Regions from separate parts of the Homo sapiens genome. Here region 2 is linked to region 1. Evidence: chromatin loops called from intact Hi-C (ENCODE). Cell type or tissue: ascending aorta. All regions are shown on one strand. Links, peaks and the distances in the headings refer to the core of each region. The heading gives the core; the rest is flanking DNA.

The links. Peaks named below come from ENCODE experiments on the same cell type or tissue, not always from the same donor. Only the 100,000 strongest peaks of a DNase experiment are listed, where the experiment ranks them.
Region 2: it touches region 1 in a loop (4-fold over the local background); 8 of 110 quality-filtered maps call a loop at or near these places.

What each region holds. Positions count from the first base shown.
Region 1 is chr7:37,028,644-37,036,981 of GRCh38, reverse strand. All of the region lies in intron 15 of ELMO1 (engulfment and cell motility 1), which reads left to right. Among named protein-coding and RNA genes, the nearest start is that of ELMO1-AS1, 35 kb to the right of the region's middle. RefSeq lists enhancers at 4,585-5,254, 4,089-5,288. In ascending aorta, for the core only: no CTCF peak of the experiment used is centred there; a DNase peak (open chromatin) is centred at 4,901; H3K27ac peaks cover 3,439 bases.
Region 2 is chr7:37,078,957-37,087,294 of GRCh38, reverse strand. The region is part of intron 15 of ELMO1 (engulfment and cell motility 1); the gene reads left to right. Among named protein-coding and RNA genes, the nearest start is that of ELMO1-AS1, 85 kb to the right of the region's middle. In ascending aorta, for the core only: no CTCF peak of the experiment used is centred there; DNase peaks (open chromatin) are centred at 3,669 and 5,665; H3K27ac peaks cover 1,494 bases.

The DNA.
Region 1 (8,338 bases), core at 34-8,033:
ACTTCATTCTCCTGTGATTTCTATGAACTCAAGCTTCAGAGTGACCTTTGTTTCTTTTATCTTCTCTTCCACATAAAATTTGCTGAGAAGTTCTTTTGAATATTTTCTTGCCTTGGGAGCCAAATCCTGGTGCTATCACTTTTGGGTCATTGGATCCTTAACATAGCTTTCCTCCAACTCCAATATCTTGCATCCATTTTAAAAAGAAGATGAAATTCCGGCACCTACATGTGTGGCCCCCATTGGTGGACTTCCTCCTGATTTCCCATCATTTCCTGGAAGTAACCTCCTATAACAATCCTAGGCCGGGCATGGTGGCTCATGCCTGTAATCCCAGCACTTTGGGAATCTGAGTTGGGAGGATTACTTGAGGTTAGGAGTTTGAGACCACCTTGGGCAACATAGTAAGACCCCACCTCTACAAAATAAAAAATTTTAAAAATTGACTAGATGATGTGGTGGCACTTACCTGCAATCCCAACTACTCAGTAGCCAGAGGTGGGAGGATTGCTTGAGCCAGGAGTTCAAGGCTGCAGTAAGCCAAGATTGCACTATTGCACTCCAACCTGGGTGACAGAGTAAGACCCTGTCTTAAAACAAATAAATAAATAAATTAGTAACAATCCTGACATTTGTATGATATTAAGCATCTTCAAAGGTACTTTGTATACACATGAGTTTGCTAGGGCTGCCATGACAAAGTACAGTTGACCCTTGAGCAACATGGGTTTGAATTGCATGGGTCCACTTATGCATGGTTTTTTTTTTCAATAAATAGGTTGGAAAATTTTTTAGAGATTTGCGACAATTTGAAAATACTCCAACAAACTGTGTAGCCTAGAAATATCCAAAAAATTAGGTATGCCATGATGCATGAAACATATGTAGATACTACTCTATTTTATCATTCACTACCATAAAATATACACAAATCCATTACAGAAAGTTTAAATGTATCAAAACTTAAACATTTACAGACCATACATGGCATCATTCACAGTCAAGAGAAATGTCAACAAATGCAAAGGTGCAGTGTTAAATCATAACTGCATAAAATTAACTGTAGTACATACTGTATGACTAATGGTTTCATAGCCATCTCCTTTTGGTGTTGCAGTGAGCTCAAATGTTGCAAGTATCTGCTTAACACACCATGTGATGGTAATCATCTCCAGATAAAGTTTTCTCTCTGGTAAATTGTGTATTACAGTGAAAAATGATCTCTCATAGTTCTCTTTTATTTCTCATCAAGTTTAGTGTAATCCTTTAAGCCTTGAATAACATCATGGACCCATAGGAAGTACCACTAATCATGCTGGAAGTGCTTCCAAGAAGCAAAGTCATGATATTATAAGAAAAAGTTGAATTGCTTGATATGTACCAAATATTGAGGTCTGCAGCTGCAGTTGCCTGACATTTCAAGCTAGATTAATCCAGCATAAGGACCATTGTAAAAAAGAAAAGGAAATTCAGGAAGCTGTTTCTGCAGTTATGCAGCAGGTACAAAAATCTTTCACTTTTTATGAAATACGTTTTAATCTCATACTGAAAATGCAGCTTTTGTGTGGGTGCAGAATTGCTATTAGAAAAGCATAGCTATAGACTTGAATATGATCCAACCAAAAAAGAAGTCATTCTGTGACAACTTAAAGCAAAAGGAAGGTGAAAGATCAAAATCTGGAGAATTTAATGCCAGCAAAGGATGGTTGGATAATTTTAGAAAGAGATTTATCTTTAAAATTGTCTAGCTAATAGGAGAAATAGCTTCTGCCAACAAGAGGAAGCAGATGAGTTCCAAACCGCCATTAAGAAAATCATTAATGGGAAAGGATATCTGCCTGAACAGGTTTTTAATGAAGACAAAAGTGCCCTATCATGGGGGAATGGAAAATGCCACCAAGGAATCTATTGGAAAGGAAGAGAAGCAAGCACCAGGATTTAAGGCTGGAAGGACTAGGTTAACTCTACTGGTTCTGGGCAAATGCATTTGGGTTTATGATCAGGGCTGCCTTTATCTATAAAGCTGCTCACTTCCAACCCCTGAAGGAAGGAGATAAACACCAGCTTCCAGTCTTCTTGTTGTACAAGAAGGAGCTCTGGACAAAAAGAACACTTTTTCTGGATTGGTCCCATGGATATTTGTCCCTGAAGTCAGGAAGTACCTTGCCAGTAAGGGACTGCCTTTTAAAGTTCTTTCCATATTGGACAATGCCCCTGCCACCCAGAACCCCATAAGTTCAAAATCAAAGAAACTGAAACAGTCTACTTGCCCCCAAACAACATCCCTAATTCAGCTTCTAGATCAGGGAGTCATAAGGACCAGTAAGGCTTTTATCTGGTTTACTTTATTGTAATAATACAATATATAATACATATAACATGCAAAATATGTATTAATCAACTGTTTTTGCTATCTGATAGGCATCTAGCCAACAGTAGGATATTAGTAAAGTTTTGGGGGAGTCAAAAGTTACACATAGATTTTTGACTGTGCAAAGGGTTGGTTCCCCTAACTTCCATGTTGTTCATAGGTCAACTGTACCACAGACTGAGTGGTTTAAACAACATAATTTTTTAAAAAAATCATGATTACAGAGGCCAGAGTCTGAGATCAAGGCATTGGTTTGTTCCTGGGGCCTGTCTCCTTGGCTTGTAGATGACCATATTCTCGTGTGTCTTCAAATGGGCCTCCCTCTGTTCATGTCTGTATTGTAATATCCTCTTCTTATAAGGGCACCAGTCCTATTGGATTAGAGCCCACCCTGTTGTCATTTTAACTTCACTCTTTAGAGACCATTTCTCCAGACACAGTCACATTCTGAGGTACTGGGGTTAGGACTTCAACATAGGAATTTGAGGGTGGAAGGTCACAATTTAACTCATGTTATTACACATTTTTTTCCCTCTGATCTCTCAACTGTGTGAAGTTGTGAGGAATTAGAAGTAATTCATCTCCTAAACGTATATCTGATTTGTACATGGGAATACAATGTAAGTAAGTCCACTAATGCTCTAATTTTTTTTTGGCACAGCACTGTCTCTCTTATCTTAAACCTAATTGAGAGAGTTACTAGCTAACTGTTCGCTTCCTCCCTTTATCTTCTGTTGTCTTTATTCCGCACCCCTGAAGATTCTGAACCACCCACTCCCTTCTGCCTCGGGCAATGAATAGTCTTTCTCTTAGTTTCCTCCACATCTCTTCGCAGTTCTTTAGGGATCAATTCTGATGATCTTAGTCTCCAGTATTCATGTCCCTGATCTCACATCATGGGACAGATTTGCCTTGCAATTTCTTTTCCAAATTCTGTATTCTTATCAGAAACATCTGTCATCAAAACACTGCATTTGCCTCATTTCATCAGATATTCAGTGTACCGGGACCCTTGTAGCCCTACTCCCTGGGAAGGGACATTCAGGCCTTGACATTGGAATGCTGGCTTGCTGGAAAGTTATAATCCAGTGTCTGTTTGGTGTATTTTTTTTTTTTTTAACACTAAACACATGGCCTAGACATTGGTTTTGCTTCATTTTCGCTCAACATTTATGATAATAAAGCTTTGTTTTCATAGATCACTTATCTCCTGAAAAATTCACACTGCCGTGAACACGATCCAGCCTTGCAGTGTGTCTCGGAGGTAAGTAGGTGGCAAGTATTTTTATCCCCTTTTATTAAAGCATAGGCAGAGCTCACTGCACAAGGATCCCCTGGAAGGGGGAACAATTTGGACTTAGCCCGTCTGCGCTCCTCCTGCTCCGTTTATTTGGGTACCATAAACCCACCCAGAACTGCACACAGAAGTGTCTCCTTTGCAGGCAGACGTATATGCATGCATTTCAATGGCTTCCAGGAGACAGCGATTATGGAATGTGGAGTCTGAATGTAAATGGAATTTGAGATGAGCCTGACTAGTAAATTATTCTGAAGGAAAAACACATTCAGAAATATGATTTTATCGCTTCTCGGCGTTTTGGCTAAGATGAAGTGTAGAAGTATGATTTAGATTCCACCCATCCTTAGGTGCAATTCAAATGCCAGTTTCTCTAAAAAATAAAGCCAACTCTTCCCCTGGACTCTCCAGACACTTGACCTGTCCTTACTTTGTGGTGTATAACTCACTGCACTTTATCTTGTTGCTCTCCTGGTCAGAGTCTATGCCTGATCCATCTCTGTGGATAAGTACTCAGAAATGTTTTCTGAAGTGGAATGAAAGGAACTAACCTCTGTTGTTTGTAACTGGCACAGAACCCAACAGTTTCTGCCAGTGACAGGTCATGAGCATCTTGAGGCATCCAGAAGATTGTCGTGGTTGGATTGTCCTCTCACTTTGCTTCATGCTCACTGCTTGACCACTGATTATTTTGGAGAATGTCTCTCTCCTTGGCCAAGGCTTTGGGTATTATAACCAAGAGAGGATGATCTAACCAGCCATTTTATCAACAGCGGCTCTGAGAGCCCAGCGTTGGGTGCCAGCCCTGCAGAGGGACATTGCGAAGTATCTTTATGTCCTTCGAGCATCCCTCCTTTCCATCAACTGGCAGGGTGGAGCAATAGCATCCAGTTACTGACCTTCCAGGAATAATGTGAGCATTGGATGTATTAGGCCTCCAAAGTATATCTGTGCTGCTCTGATGAAAGGTGCTTTAAGTAGGGTTGCTTGTTAAAAATAAGTAGTGCCAATTCTCAGGCTGCCCCCTGTGTTTTCCTTTCCCTTGCTCCCTTAGATGTTTTTCAAAGGTGCCAATAAAGCCTGCAAAACATGGGTAATGAAAAGGAAGGGAGAGCAAGTTCTTTTTGTCATAAGCGTGAACTGTGAGTCATCTCTTCTGAGTCACCGTGAACATACAAAGGAAGCCAATCAGTAGGGGTGCACTCTAATAGGATGTTTCTCCAATGACTCACGCAGGCCTGGAATGAGGAGCAGCCTGAATCAAGCCAAACAAGTATATTTTTAAATCTGGAAGGGCGCGCTTCCTGGTGCAATATGATGATCAGTCCTACACACTTACATGCTTATTTTAGCCCAGGCACTGAAATGTGTGGGCATGGTCTCCACGGAGCCTTCTCCTGTGGTCATGTTTTGTTTTGCCAGTGGGGAAGGATGTTTAATGATTAACTGTCACTATCAAGAATATAATATTTCAGTGCAATATTTCAATGTGAGGAGAAGAATAATTTTTGAATGTGGTGACTTCAAGAACTCGGCTCCATTGGGTAAGGCCTGCTTCACGTGTAAACATGCATTCCACAAACATTTTTTGAGGCCCTAAGTACTGAATATATAAAGACAGAGAAGGCGTAGTCCTAAGCCTCAAGGGTATTAGAATTTCCACAAGGAGACAAAAAAGCAAACAGAGCATTGGAAAAGTGGCAGAGGGTCAGATGGAGACACTTAGAAGGCTCAGCCTATAGAGAATGGGCGTAAAAGAATCCCCTGGAAGTGGGAACAACTGCTCTGGATTCTGAAAGACCTGCAGGAGTTACCACTGAGGAGCGAATTGAGATGAGGAAGGGTGATTAAGGCAGAGGGAAAAGCATGTATTAAGTCTAAAAGTCTTCCAAACAGTTTATGTTTTTCATTATTGTCTTATTTTCTCAAAATTTTGCAAATGCAAAATTTTCTTCTTTTCCCTTGGCAAATGCATTCTGGAAACATTTTTTCAAGCTGACCCAGAAACCATCTCATTCAGGGCGAGTCAGGGTCCGTGTTGTGAAGAGGCGTTACTTTATCTGAAGGATTTTAAGCAGAGGCTATACATGTGGCTATAGTTAGGTTTTGATGAGCTCCTCATGGAAGACAGTGAGGGAAATGGATCTGTCCCGAGACTGGGAGACCATTGTAGCCTTTTGTCTTAATCCGGAAGAGCAGTGATGAGCACCTGAACCAAGGTCAGTGGCAGTGGGAAAGGAAAGGAGTAAATATAATATATTTGTGAGATGGTGATTGAGAGAAGAGTCAACTGAGCAAAAATAGCTGAGATGGAGAACCTAGTAAGTTTGGATAAGCCATAAAGAATAGGAGTTATGTTTTGTCAATTTTGACTTTGAGGTGGCTAAGAGATGTGGCTAAGATGGGCGTGTCCAATAAGGAGTTGTCTGGAGCTCAGGAAACTATCTTGGTTCAAAATAGAGATTTGGCATCTATGAATGTAGAAGCTACAGGACCAGATTAGTCCTCCTAGTGCAGGAGTGAAGAGTGAGAAGAAAAGAATGGTGAGAAAAGAACTTTGGGCAGAAGGAAAACGAACAAAAACAAAAAACAAATCTATGAAGGAGACGAGAAAGAGCAAGGAGATTGGGAAGAAGAACAATTATCCAGGTATCTCTTCTCCAGTATTAGTGAGCTGATGCTTTTTTCCCCTGTGAGGTAGTAATGACTATCAAATAATTTTGAAGCCATTCATAAGGAATCCACAAGAGTATATACACACTCGATAGAATGTCTTTCTTACTAAGAACCATGTTGTCATATTGGGTATCTTATTGTACGTTATATTAACCATATAAGATATCCTGGGTCACTGCTATGTGTTGTAGAATAGTAAAAATGCTCTCTTGTTTTAGAGAATTGGCAAGTGTTTATAAAATGAAAGTTTCAGAATGCATTTGTCAGGGGAGAGGAAAAAAAAACAGTTTCAAGTATTAGTAACAAAATTGAATGACTAAGAAATGAAATAAAATATCTGTGAGGAATAGGAACAAAAATGCCTGAGAGTATCAACTTGCATTTCACATAGGAGGAAGTTCTGAACAATTTCATCAGTATTTTTCTTCCTTTAAAAGCATCTTATGTTTAGTCTCATCCTTAGGTTTTCATTAAGTTGTTTTCTTATCTAAAATGGTCTCTCCTTAGTGAAGATTTTTAAAAAGAGAGAGAGAGAAAGATGGCCGCCAAGAAGCTGGAGAGGAAAGTAGCCCTCACTGAATTTGGTTTAGGGCAAATTCTCCTGGAGGCAATGTCTGTGATTGGATTATAGCCACCTGAAAAGACTTGCAGGGATCTTATAGAACCTTCGGGGGTTGATTATCATTATAAGTCAGTAAGACTGAAGAAAAAAAGTAGCAGACATCGAGTATTACGAATAACTTAGGAGGAAACTAAGGTTTTAAAAAAGATCTTCACCCATTAATTTAAGACTCTAATTCTTCACAAACATACATTTCTAAGGCAGAATCTATACATGCCTCCATCCCAGTGGCCCAGGAATAAAAAAAGAATGTTTTATTCGTAGGAATACCAATTAGCTTACGATGCTGTGGAGAATGAAAAAGTAGACTCCTTATACCAATAACAAGAGTTTAAGCCTAATTTTATTAGGGCATTTTTATGGTGCAAATAATTTTTATTAACTGCAAAACCAGATTCCCTTCCAGGATGTCTGTATGTTCAATACATTCTGAGAGCACACCCTAGTGAGTATGCTGTGTTATACTCAAATTTATTTCCCAAAATACCACCAAAACACTAACATCTGTTGTGTTTGGTTGTTTTGGTTTGGTTTTGAGGCTCTTTCTGTGAAATAAAGAAATCCAGTACTTACATAATCTTCATAATCGCCGTGATTTTTTTTTTTTAAAGAAATCAGTGTGCATGGAATTGTTTGTAATGATTCAAACTGATATAATTTGGCTACTTACTGATGAGAGATTCTAAAACCTGAGACACCTGGGGTAATCTTTGATATGTATGTGATCAGTCAGGATCAAAGAGGCCTGTGGTCTTTTTATGTGAACTGTGGGCAAATTCACATCTCCTACTGCATAATGGCAGCAATTATGTATTTATTTAGCTTCTGGGCCAAGGAGACCTCTGAGTACACTGGTTGTGCACAGATCTGGTTAAGATCACAACCTCTGAAAGCTGCTTGCCTCCTGCACGTACGTCTGGCTCTGCCTCTCTCTGGCTGTGTGACTCGGGCAAGTCACTTAGCCTCTCTGTGACTCATTTTTCTCACCTATGAAATGGAAATAAGACCCAAACCTGTCTTATGGGGAGTTCATAGGAGAACTACATAATTTGATAATTGTAAAACACTGAGAACAGTGGCTGTTATATATTAAGCACTATATAAATGCATGGCAAGAAATAAATTGGTCTGATTAGCTTGATTTTCTTAATCTTTCAGGATATTAGCCTTTTATTAAAGGAAATGGATTTGGTGTCTTGTTTACTAAAATCAGAATGTACAGCCTGGGCAACACAGCAAGACCTTTTCTGTACAAAAAATAAAGAATCGGCTAGGTGTAGTGGCACATGCTTATAGTCCTAGGTACTTGGGAGGCTGAGGCGGGACGGTCGCTTGAGCCCAGGAGTTAAAGGATGCAGTGAGCTGTGATCAT
Region 2 (8,338 bases), core at 194-8,193, 50 kb before region 1:
CAAACACATTAGAGGTAGAGTTCATCGATAGAAACAAATATTTTAAACTGTAGGTAATAAGACTTTCTATCCCTGAAGAAGCAAAGGATAAGCTAATGTGGTTTAGAAGAGTAGCTAGATAGTGAATAAACGAAACTTAGTAGATGTTCCATATGTCAGCAATAATTATAAAATGGAAAAAAAAGATTATAACAGTAGCAATGAAAATGTAAACTACTTTGGAATAATCCCAATGGAAAACATCTTGGAAACTTAGGTGAAGAAAACTGTAAGACTTTGCCAAAATATACAATAGACATTTCAAATAAATAGAGAAGCAAAATGTTTTCTTCCTGGTTAGAAAACAATATGCAAAGGTTGCAAGTTCCTCTACATTAGTGGACAGGCTCATATCACATTCCAAAGTATCACTGGGAATTAGGATGGAAACTTCACGGGATGACTCTAGACTTCATTTGAAAGAATAAGGGCATGAGAATTGGTAAGGGAGAATTGATATTTTTTTTTGGCAAGAAAGTTCAAAGATTTCTTTTTTTTTTTTTTTTTTTTTTGGAGACAGGATCTCACTCTGTTGCCCAGGCTGGAGTGCAGTGGTGTGATCTCGGCTCACTGCAACCTCCGCCTCCTGGGTTCAAGCGATTCTCTTGCCTCAGCCTCCCGAGTACCTGGGATTACAGGAATGCACCACCACACTGGGCTAATTTTTGTATTTTTAGTAGAGATGGGTTTTCACCATGCTGGCCAGGCTGGTCTCGAACTCCTGACCTCAAGTGACCCGCCTGACTCAGCCTCCCAAAGTGCTGGGATTACAGGTGTGAGCCACTGCGCCTGGCCAAAATAACTCATTCACCCAGGTTCATCTATAGTTATGCCAACATTTTGCCACATATGTTTTATCATTCACCCTCTTTTTCTCTCCTTCTCTTCACACACACACACACACACACACACACACACACACACAGTCATGTATTGTTACAAAAATGTTTCTTTTAGCCAAAAAAATTGTTTTAAAAAATATAACTTGAAGAAAAATTCAAAATAGAAGTATTTAAAATCAGTTCTAACTCCGGCCTCTTGTGTCTGAAAGAGCAAAAGGTGCTGGAGCCCTGCCTGGCAGGAGGCTTGCCCGGGAGGGCTGTGGAGGAGGAAGGGACTCTGCTGCCACAGAGTGAGGCTCCATCTGGAAGTGGTGTCCAGAGCCTGGCTGAGCACCTCTGCTTGCCCTTAGAGATCTGAGAGAGACGCACTGCCGCCTAATTCTTCCCAAAGCAGGTCAACGGTGTTGCTGTCAGGGACCTTCCTTGGATGAAACTTACATCCACCTTCCCTTCTGGTCTTTTCCAATGCTAGTGGATGTCGTTTTCCTAAAATCCCAGTGGTTATATACATGAGGAAGTTTAAATTCAGGATACAAGCATCTTATAGCAGGAGAAACATCATAAAACAAAATCACAAATATAACAGGATTCCAATCAATGACGGAGGCCATTTGCAGGATGACATCATCACGTCTCATCAGTAAAATGAGTATTAAAGTGACTAGTCTCATTCCAAAGGTGTAAAGTGCAAAAACCATCTTTCCCTAGTTCCAGAGATGCCAGTCTCTTCTAAATCTCAAGCTTGGACCCACGGGTTATTTTTTTTTTCCAAAGCAGTAATCACTGTTCTCAGCATTTCTTGTAGGATCGTGATGTACCAGGCCATACCCTTCAAAGTCCTCATAAGTTGTAAAAGTAGAATATTAGTATGGAAGGCAGCATGAAATTGGAGGGAAAGTATAAGCAGAATGCTAGAAGATTCTAATAGATAGTAAAATAAACTAACCTCACTAAAATAAAGTAAAACAACAGAAATCAGGATGTCAAACTGCACTGAAAAGATGATGAAATGCTAACTGTAAAGTTTTCAAAACCAAAATATACATGAGTGAAACAAACAAATGGAAAAAAAATAAAAAAACAAAACAGAAGCATACCCACAGCTAAAGTCTTTAAAACACTTTTTGCAGACACTGTGGCTTCCTACAGTGTCAGTTTTTCCCTCAGGGAGTCTGCAGTAGTTAGGGGAGCAGCTTGAGGACAGAAAGCTCTAGAATGCTTTTATTTCTCATCCTTAACCTGGAGCCTTTGGTTGTAAAGATTTACCTGGTGGTTGGAATAGATTAGAAGGTGGATGCCAATCAGGTCTCCCAGCCTTGGGCACTTGAACTTCAATCAAAAACCACTTGCTGATTTTGGCTGGGCAGGATGGCTTACACCTGTAATCCAACCACTTTGGGAGGCTGAGGCGGGCAGATTACATGAGGTCAGGAGTTTGAAACCAGCCTGGCCAACATAGTGAAACCCTCGTCTCTACTAAAATACAAAAATTAGCCAGGTATGCTGGTGGGAGCCTGTAATCCCAACTACATGGGAGGCTGAGGCTGGAGAATCGCCTGAACTCGGGAGGCAGAGGTTGGAGTGAGCCAACATCATGCCACTGCATCCCAGCCTGGGCAACAGAGTGAGATTCCATCTCAAAAAAAAAAAAAAAGGAATTTGCTTTTTTAAAAAGAGGGAGACCACTGCCATTTATTGGATGCTTTCTATGTAACAGAGAATTCCCAGAGTCAATAATAAGCACACGTTACCTCTGTTAACCCCTGCAACATCTTCATTTACAAATAAGGAACCTGAGATGAAGGGAGAGGTTAAGTAGACTGAGGTGATGCAGGTATTAGATGGAGTGAATTATTGTGAGATTCTCCTGTGCTGTTTGCCCTTAACTATGGTGCAATGCTATCACCCACTGCTTTCACTTTCTTTGTAAATATCCTGTCTTCCTTACAGACTGTAAGCCCTTTGAGGACTAGACTCTTAGTGAATTCAGCTTCCATCTTAACTTCTAGCACAGTGTTTTACATGTAGTCTGCATTTAATAAGCGTTTGTTGCATGAATAGAGTAGCTTTCTGTTTGCTTCAGGGTCAGTTCCAAAAATATTCTTCAGACATTGCTAAATTTTTAATAAACTTTGCATTTTACCCTGAAACCTCTCAAACAACATTCTTGTTTTCTTCTAAAATAAGTGAGAATGAGTTATACTAAAGGGCTCCTCTTCATCCCTCTCCCTCCCGCTCCTCCTCAGGGTAATTTGGTTGAGAAGGCCCACTGAGTCCAAATTTGAATTAGAAAATATCAACACTACAGTATGTTCCCCCAAGAGGAAAAAAATGATCTATTTTCAATCTTGTGTTTCAGAACACACAGCTGTGTGACTTCCTAATTTATTATATCCCCAACTGCCTCCAGACAGCTCTCAGCTTGCTGCTTTTTTTCTACCCACTCCCGCTCTATGGGAAATGGGTTCGACTTTAACCAGCACAGAGTTCAATCTCTGTTCTAGGCAGGACTCCAGTGAGGACTCCGAGAGGCCAGTAAACAGCACTTTTCCAAAGATGCCTCCTCCTCAGCAGGTGCTCCTATCCACCAGGACTTGATGGGAGCCAGGTCCCTTCAGATGGTGGCTGTAGGAAGCCAGGCTATCAGGGGCAGCTCCAGCTGGCAGGTCTTCTGGCTGCCTGTCTCTCTGGAGTGAGCTCGCTTTCTTCCTCCCAGAGAGGGCTTTCTGGCCTGTCTGCAGGGAGCAGGACACAGTTTTAGATCCCAGCAAACAAACCCAATGTGGCTTCCCTTAATTTGGCTTCCCAAGGGTTTTGGCCGCAAGAACAGATTGCAGCTGTGGCCTGAGCATCTTTAGAAGTGTGAATCACATTTTTTTTCCCTGAAGAAGCTATTTTGAGCTTTATAATTACATATTTCCATGTTTTTTTTTATAGAGTGAGTAAGGAGAATGACTTGCATTTTTTTAAATGGAAATCTGCTGGTTTCTTTGCTCTTCTGTCTTGTATAACTTAGTCCAGTGATTCCTGACTTGGCTGTGTATCAGATTCACTTTGGGGAGCTTCTGTGAAATGCAAATTCCTGCAGGGGAATCCAGAAATCAGCAAGCTTAATAGACTCTGCAGTTGATTCCTAGGCAGCCCGATGGCCCCCTCCCAAGTTTGGACCTACCCTTCCCTGGGAATTCAGATCATGGCTAAGTGGATATTACTCTGGGGTGGCAAGAGCCACTCACAGTGCCTAAGAGAGATTAAGCATTAGAAGACCTGGATTCTAGTTCTGGCTCCACTACCAAGCAGCTCTAGACAAGTGTCTCCTGTATGGTCCTCATGTTCCTAGGCGGGGAAATGCTGGGATTGTCCAGGTGGCCCCCAGCTCTAAAGCTACTGTGGTACTCCTTGTTATGTAACCAATATGCTGACTGTAACCACTACATTAGTTATACTTGAACTTTGTTGTCACCTGTTCTTGAGTGACATATGTATAACCTGAACTGACTATTCCATTTTGTACAAGAGAATTATGGAAATGCCCACAGGCCTTGTTATAAAGGGCTCCTGGGGAATAGGCAACCTCAAAGCACGGACCAAAGGACTTACCTCTCCCATGCAGGTGTGACGACTCTCAGCTTTTGGACAGAGAATTAAGCAAAATGGGCTTTTCTGTTTGTTTGTTTGTTTGTTTGTTTGTTTGAGACAGGGTCACCCGGGCTGGAGTGCAGTAACGCAGTCACAGCTCACTGCAACCTCTGCTTCCCAGGTTCAAGTGATCCTCCCATATCAGCCTCCCAAGTAGCTGGAACCACAGACACATGCCACTACACACAATTTTTACACAGACACACTACTCTACACTATACCAATTTTTTTTTGGTAGAGACAGGGTTTCACCATGTTACCCAGGCTGGTCTGGAACTCCTGGACTCGAGCAAGCTGACTGCTCTGGCCTCCCAAAGTGCTGGGATTACAGACATGAGCCACCGTACCTGGCTGTGAAATATGCTTTTCTCATTCTGCATGTTTTTCTCCTTTGAAATATCAACCATCAGAATCTTTTGAGAGGAGTTAAACATTAATTTTGCCAGAACAGATATAGGAAGTGGTAAAAAAAAAAATCCCTCTGTTTTCATCATTTTCTGCCCAACTGATTTCTCCCCCTCTATTTTCCCATGCAAGCATCCTCTGGGCTAGGTTTGGTGGCCACTCCATTATAATGCCAGTGCAGCTTTTGGGGACTGTGGCAGGTGCCTGGCCCATCTTTACGTGGAAACAGCGGTATCTAAATAAACCTGACACATGGAGGAAGAAATGAACCTAAATGCAAATGCTATTAACATTTCTGCAAGTCATACCTATCCCCAAGAAGCATAGCTCTCATGTTTCTTAGTCTTTTATTGGCAATTTAATTGTTTGAGAAATTGCTTTTTACCAGAGTCCGTAAGAATCCTACCAAAATGCACTGACTTATTTTCCCATCGACTTGCCCGGGTGAGAACTCAGCTTGCTGCTTTTCTGTGTCATTACCATCATCAGAAGAAACTTCAAATGTAAGGCCTCGCAGGGTTCATTGTTTTCATTATTTTTTTTGTTTTTGTTTTAGATCAAGAGTTTACCTTAATGCACATCGTATTAGTCCATTTTCATGCTGCTGATACCTGTGACTGGGTAATTTATAAAGAAAAAGAGGTTTAATGGACTCACAGTTCCACCTGTCTGGGGAGACCTCATAATCATGGCCCAAGGCAAAAGGCACGTCTTACCTGGCAGCAGGCCAAGAGGGAATGAGAGCCAAGTGAAAGGGGTTTCCCCTTGTCTCGTGAGACTTGCTTATTCACTACCATGAAAACAGTAAGGAGGAAATTGCTCCCGTGTTTCAGTTATCTCCCACTGGGTCCCTCCCACAACACATGGGAATGATGGAAGCTAAAATTCAAGATGAGATTTGGGTGGGGACACAGCCAAACCATATCACATATACTGTACCAAATTCTCCTAGGTGATTTTATTATAAAAATGAACTAATACGCATATTACTTTATATCCTGATTCTTTTCACTTAATGTGTTAGAGACATCTTTCAGAAAATATGTTCATTCAAAAGTTCATTCAAACTTTTAATAATTGCATAGTATTCCATTTTATAGATAGGGTCATTTTGTGGATATGGATATAAATAGTATTTCATTTTATGAAAGTATGTCTCCCATTGACAGGTATTTATATTGTTTGCAATTTTTTTTCTTATAAAGAGCACCGGGATGAACATTTGCTCAGTAAATACACTTAACATGTTAGCACTGGGGCTATAGCAGTGAAATAATCTGACTACTATCCATTCCCTTAAAGAGCATATATTTTAGTTGGAGAAAGGTAATAAACAGATAAAGAAGTATGTCATATGGTGAAAAATGGAGAAAAATGCAGCAGAAAAGGGAGGACTCATGAGATTGCCTCATTGAGATGGTGACATTGATCACAATTATGAATGAAGTGAGGAAGTGGGCCAAGATAGTGTCTGGAAAAGAGTTTTCCAGAAAGAGGGAACAGCCAATGTGAAGACCCTGAGGCAGGAGTGTTTGCCATGAGAAAGTAAGAACACAGAGGCCAGTGGGGCTGAAGCAGAGAGAACCAGGGAAAGATAGTATAAGAGTAGGCTAGAGGGTGGCCGGGCACAGTGACTCACACCTGCAATTCCAGCACTTTGAGAAGGTGAGGAAGGTGGATCACGAGGTCAGAAGTTCAAGACCAGCCTGGCCAACATAGTGAAATCCTGTCTCTACTAAAAATACAAAAAAAAAAAAAAAAAAAAAAAATTAGGCGTGGTGGCAGGCGCCTGTAGTCCCAGCTACTTGGGATGCTGAGGTGGGAGAATCGCTTGAATTCGGGAGGCAGAGATGGCAGTGAACTGAGATCACGCCGCTGCACTCCAGCCTGGGTGACACAGCAAGACTCTGTCTCAAAAAAAAAAAAAAAAAAAGTGGGATGGTGGGTGAGAGATTCTTCAGGTGCTTGTAGGCCCTTGTAACCAATTTGGCTTTTACTCTACGTAGAAAGAGAAGCCGTTGGGCAGATTGAGCATACATGTGACATTATGTGATTTATAATTTCAAAGAATTGTGTGGCTCATGTATTGAGATTAGACTGTGGGAGAGCAAGTTAATATACCCCACTACAATAAGCAAGTTGAGAGATGATGGTGTCCTGAACCAGAGTGTTAGCAGTGGCAGTACTGTAAAAAGGTTGGATTCAGGATTTATGTTAAAGGTAGAGCCAACAGGATTTTCCTGGATGATTGGATGTGGAGTGGGGAATAAGAGGAGTGAAGGATGGATGACTAGAAGCAGGGAGTCATCACTGAAATTGATGGAGGGGCATAGAAGATTAGGAGTTCTGTTTTGTTTGTGTTAATTTTGAGATGCTGTTTAGACATCTAATTGGAGATGTTGATTTCATAGTTGGATATATGTGTCTGGAGTTTAGGGGATGATTTTGAATTGGAGATGTAACTTTGAGCATCAACAGTATATAGATAATAGTTAAAGCTATGAGACTGAATGAAAGCATTGAAGAGGCCCTAGAATTGATGCCTAGAGCACCCCAAGATTTAGAGGCTGGGGAGAAGAGGAGGCTGGGGAAGGAGTTGAGTGGGGCTCCCAGGGGCATAGGAAGAAACTCAAGAGAAAGTTCAATTCAAGGTGAAGGAGAGATTGCAGTGTCATATGCTGCAGGTGATGGGGTTAAATGAGGACTGAGAACTGACCATTGATTTTTAGTAAGGTGGAGGTCAGGGTGACCTGAACAAGAGTGATTTCACCGGAGTGGGGGAGGAGAGAGCCCAACTAGATGGGTTAAGAGCAAGTAGGGGCAGAGGCAATGGGACTATTAGTAGAGATGCATGCTGCTCAGTGTGGGCCACTGATGGCTGTGAGGAGATAGTGAAGAGGAGGCTTTTAGAAACATTTACACCATTTGACATCACCACAGCCTTCAAGCCCATGATCCTTTTTCTAGTGGTTAATTTTCATTATACTTTTTCAAGAGTGTCTGTTTCTAATCAACAAGTTAGACATTGAAAACAAACTGGTTTTCACTGCAGATAGTTTGAGAGGTACTGATACAGATGACCATTTAAAGGGGCTTTGCTTCACAGTGATACAGAAAATAAGGTAGAAGCTGAAAGGGAAGTTATAGTCAAGTGAGATTTTTTTATTGGTGGGAGAAATAACAGCATGTTTATATGCTCCTGGGGAAGATTTGGTAGAGAGGGAAAATTTGATGAAGACGGAGACCTATATCTCTGTCTTTACACACATCTTAATAATTTCCTTAGCCAAGTGTCTACCAACAGATTCTGAATTAGATAGTGCACACTTTTAGTATTTTTAAATTCACAGGTAATATATGCTCAATGCTAAAAAATTTAAACATGTAGAGAAGCAGAACCAATAATTATCTAT